2 separate regions of the Homo sapiens genome follow, and region 1 is linked to region 2. A link is an interaction called in ENCODE POLR2A ChIA-PET data of the cell type or tissue named here. Cell type or tissue: PC-3. All regions are shown on one strand.

What was found. ChIA-PET counts read pairs that join two places held together with the same protein. Peaks named below come from ENCODE experiments on the same cell type or tissue, not always from the same donor. Only the 100,000 strongest peaks of a DNase experiment are listed, where the experiment ranks them.
Region 1: POLR2A ChIA-PET joins it to region 2 with 6 read pairs; 11 of 35 experiments call an interaction of 5 or more read pairs at or near these places.

What each region holds. Positions count from the first base shown.
Region 1 is chr10:52,318,007-52,320,506 of GRCh38, forward strand. No RefSeq gene overlaps it. Among named protein-coding and RNA genes, the nearest start is that of DKK1, 5.0 kb to the left of the region's middle. RefSeq lists an enhancer at 258-1,457. In PC-3, no CTCF peak of the experiment used is centred here; DNase peaks (open chromatin) are centred at 305, 655, 1,255 and 2,125; H3K4me3 peaks cover 1,744 bases; H3K27ac peaks cover 2,347 bases.
Region 2 is chr10:52,465,159-52,467,658 of GRCh38, forward strand. The region is part of intron 1 of LNCAROD (lncRNA activating regulator of DKK1); the gene reads right to left. Among named protein-coding and RNA genes, the nearest start is that of LNCAROD, 4.1 kb to the right of the region's middle. In PC-3, no CTCF peak of the experiment used is centred here; a DNase peak (open chromatin) is centred at 1,513; H3K27ac peaks cover 2,398 bases.

The DNA.
Region 1 (2,500 bases), 150 kb before region 2:
CCACAGGAATAAAATCTAAATTTTCTTTGCATTTGTACTTGCCAGATTTCATATTGTTTATACTGAGGAAAAGGGAAAGCAAACTTCCCAATTTATACTTTTTCTGTAGTATTCTAAAGTCTGCACCCAAACCACAAAATGCTGCATTTCAGGCCTGCAAAGGATAGTAGTGACTGATCAATCGTGCAAATATTTCCTTAAATAACGCAGATGTACTAGACCGTTTGTTGTTTTTGTGTTTCTGGAAGTGGTTCAATTTCAAGGGTCTCAACCAGTGGGACACAAGCTTTGGTTGGTTCTTCACTGAAAGAGGAACTGGCAGGATGTCTGCTGTTACATTCCTTTTGTCTGGAAGTCTCAGCTTCCTCACCCAGGAGAAACTTTCTTTTTCTACATGCGCTTGTTTTCTGAAGTGCCAGAAAGGCCAATTCTAAGGCCTGCCATGTCCAATAAAGCACAATAAAGGAAAGGAAACAGGAAACTTTTTCTCCAAAAAGAAGAAAGAAGAGCCTTCTGCTTAAGTGGGGAAAGAAGCAAACTTTTAAAGGGCTTTGGTTATTGGATCCCTTCCTTTCTACAGGAACGGACCTCAGTACATTGACCCTAGTGACAGCCTTTCTTGCTTCTCATCTCCAGATGAGAGATGTGTGGAAGAATACAAAACCAACCAGAGGGATGCCTCTTCTTCCTATCCAGCTGAGAAATTAGGAAGGGATTTCTGTTAAAAAGAATTCTTCATATTTATAAAGGTGGAAAATACCAAGAAAATTGTAGGTTTTTATTAGCTAGTAATAGAGGCTAGACGATGGAAATCAGATAAAATACAAATTCAAAAGAGGATTATTTAAGGAATCTAGAACAATTTGGGTAATGATTGTTTAAAATGTCTGTTGTTGTTGCTGTGTGACTTTTAAACAATGTATTTTAACGGAAAATACATGCATCTGGGAAAATTTCACAAGATATTTTATCGAATGTTAGTATACTCTACACGCTGTCCTGCACCTTGCTTTTTTTACTCTATGCGTCTTGCAGATCATTTTATATAATACATAGAGAGGTGACTCATTCTTTTTAAAGGTTACATTAAGTTTGTAGTATGTCAGAATGGCAATACTATAATTGTTTTAACCAGTGACGTTTAAGTTGTTTCCAGATTTTTTGATCTAACAAATAATGTGTCATGAGTATAGAATTTTTATGTTCATGTACTAGTATAGTTATAGGATGACTCATATTTGAAGCAAAGTACAAAACGCATGCTTTCTGTAGCTACTCATAAATTCTGGTATGAGCAAAATGTCAAGATGCTTGCTTATCACCGACCAAGTGATGATTAAGCTCTTGCTAAACTGTATCAAAGGAGAAAAAGGGAAATACAGGCTTATCCTAACAATTTCACAGTGAACAGTAATCTCTGGCATTCAGTTAAAGCTAGACTTGTTCTAATTACTTTGATTTTGAAATTATTATTAAATAAAATCACAAGCCTTTTCTCACCACTCCCTTTTCTTGTTTTGCTAGAAGAGTTGAATATTTCAAACTTTGTCTAATCTACTGATAAGAATGAGCCTGGCCCTTCACTTTTAAATTGGTGACATTATCAAACTTTATCATACTACCAACTTTCTTTTACGGTCTTAGAGAAAAATAGACAATACTACCATTAGGCTTATAAAGTGTCTTCCACTGAGTTCTATGATTGCAATTTTCATACCTTCTAAAATACTATTCTGAGGACAATATTAAAATATAAAAGAAATACCTTATCTTTACCTTAAAGAAGAAGAAAATAATCTCGTAATTTAAGCATTCAATGTTTGTACAAAAGTGTGTGTACGTATGTGGTCCTTTATATATTGAGTGTAAGGGTTGACAGCTTAGAAATAGTTAATCACATCAAAAATCTAGGACTACAATCTAGGTAATGCTAAGAAATTTTAATTCCATATACCTTTATTTAGTCTGCCACATCCAGTGGGCACTATGCTAGCATTTGAAAAGATGCATATAATATTGGCCTTTAACTTCAAAGAACTTAGTCTTTAGCAAGGGAGATGATGAACATTAGTGCTGGAAGTTGATTTAGTATAGTGGTTAGAAACAGTCTCTAGAATTGGATAGATTTGGGATTGAGTCATGGCTCCCTCAGTAATGTAGATGTGAGACTAACGCATGCATCAGAATACTATTATGTCTAGCTCAATGTAGGCACTCAATTTTAGGTCTTTACTACTGGACAATGAAATGTATATATTATATTATGTCGTATTATCTTACATACATTAATACCTGACAACAGATTAAAATTAATTAAATCAGCCTGTAATTGCTCAGAAAAAGCTTCAGAGAAGAGGTAGTATTTGAACCATCACCTTCTCTTGCGCTTTTATTTCAAGGAAGAAAAAGCACTTAAACTAGAAAAAGCAAAAAGGAGACATGGGTTGATACCGCTCATAAAAATCAGGACGGAAAGCATTCTGCAGACTCACTTGTGATT
Region 2 (2,500 bases):
TTTTTTGATTAACACAATATTCATTTTTTAACTTTTCATTCCAGCTGTTTGGCTTGGAGGAATCCTCAGAACCTAAGGAAAAATGAAGTCTCAGTCCTATAAGTTGAGTGAAGTACAGTGTTCCTTTGAGCTACCAAATTGTACTAGTTAACCTAAAGTGACCTCTCTGGTTTTTAAGTGGCCAATTTAAACCACACTCTATAAAAGGGACCATACTATATAGCTTGAGTAAACTTTGAGAGTGGTGTCTATAATTAGAATGCTATACCGAAATGACTTGCTGGCATGTTGTCATCTGTGCATACTGAATACATTTCCATAAAATTGTTTCAGTTAATTTTTCTTTGGGTTCCATCGTGGGGAGCCTGCAATTCACTGCCCTTGTACTTCTTCTACTGCCAATGAGTCCCTGTGAGCACCAGCACGTCACTGAGATCTTCTTAGCTACATGAGTGGTCTGCCCATGGTTTTTTTCTCATGCTTGTGTTGGGTAGGGGTGGCGGGGAAGGGAGAGAGTGGGAGATGGGAGAATCAAAGTTTTAAAAAAAGAAATCTAAGTGTTGTTTTAAGCATTAATGCTAAGCTCCAGATATACCTCTTTCTCGGGGTGGTGTATTCTGCAACCAAGAATGCTGAACATTTAAAAATGAAGGTCAGGAAAAAAAAAAACTATGTCTTCATTTTAAAAAGTTTCCCATCCACTATTATTTCACTTCCCCCTGTCTTTGGTTACACTGGCCACTGCTTTAGCACAGGGATTGAAAAGGTTTGTAAGTAAAGCCTTATGAGGTCTCAGCTGTAACTACTCAACTCTGCATTTGAAGCTAGAAACCAGAGATGACGTGTAAGTCAATAGGCATAGCAGTATTCCAATAAAACTTTATTTGTGGGTACTGAAATTTGAATTTCATATAATTTTAACGTGATAAAATATTTTTGATTTTTTTCATCTTCTTAGTAATGTAGAAGCCATTCTGAACTTACAGGGTATAGGAAAACAGCAAGAGGGATGGGTTTGGCTCTCAGGTCACAGTTTGGAGACCCCTGCTTCAGCACTACCTAGGTATGGAGAATCATAGTCACTTCCTTGGCTCAGCATAAAAACAACTGTTTGTTGTATAACTTCAACTTGACTATTCCCTCCAGCCACAGCCAAACATCATGGATGAGGAGGAGTTTTCATTCATCCTTCAAATGCTTCCATTTCTTAGCTTCCAACAGCTTCTATGATGCAGCAGGAAAAGTTCTCAGCTACTTACAGCCTATGCTGGTGCCCCTGGGTGTCCCAGACACCAGATCTGATTATTACCACACGACTCCAATGTCATTCATGCAGGCCAATTTGCTTTGGCCATCTAAAAAAAGCTGCCTCCGTCTGTCTCTGTGGGTAAATTCTGTAGTGGAAATGAGCAGGCCTTTGCTTTCAGAACACAAGCCCAGAGGGCACTTTTGGCACTGGGACTCTTGCAGAGAGCGCCAAACCACAGCTGTGAAAGGAGTGTGAAGGGGGATGTCTGCAACGGCCCAGGAAATAGCCACCCAGCTGGAAAGGGATGTCAGGAAGTGAGACAGCTTAGGGACAGATCAGGCCTCAGAGGAGTGTGAGCAGCTGGCACTGGTACCCTCTTTTAACTTGCTAGCATGATGTGAGACTCCAGGCCTCCGTGACTGCCACTGACTCCCTTTCCCTTCCTTGGCAATCCATTCAACCCTCTACTCCCCCAGCATTACCCAGTTCTAACTAGAGAAACGGAGTGTGCCAGGTTCTAGAGGATACTTCCTCTTCTTGGTCCTGGAGAAATGAATATTTATCCTTTGAAAACAAAAAAAAAGACTCTTTTCATACCTTTGACTCCGATTGTCAATATCCATTTGCTTTCAAAATTTCATCGCAGAAATCTTTCCCAGTTGCTTCTCTGCTCTTATTCTCACTTCCTTTTCTCCATACCTACAGAATGTTACATATGTCTATATATGCATTCAGCTTTTGCAGCACTGTGATTTGTAATATAATTTTGGTTTTCTTGGCCATCTCTTCTAGATTATTAGAGACCTTGGGACAAGAACAGTGATTTATATTCTTTGTATCACGAATTATCCCTCGTATATTGTTCTGCACATAGTGGATCATCCGTTAGTCCATTTCGTTAATGAAATGTGTAGGGGAGCTTTTCTGAAGATGCCTATGCTGGGCAGGCTGTCATTGTTCACACATTTACCTTTTCTCTAATAGTTGCTGATGTCTGCATTCTCTTCATACCATTCCACTGGTGCACTTTTTGTCACAAGATGTGAGGATGATCTGGCTGCAACAATCATTACCCCACTAATCTCTAGTGCCAATTTGATGGAACTGGCTATTAGGATTTGCCACTATTTGCCTTTTTTTCTTTAGCCATTGTCTCTATCAACTAAATATAATACATATATCTACACACATATTCTATTTATTTCAATCACCTATTTCCTTTAAGACCATAAAATATAATAATCCATAATT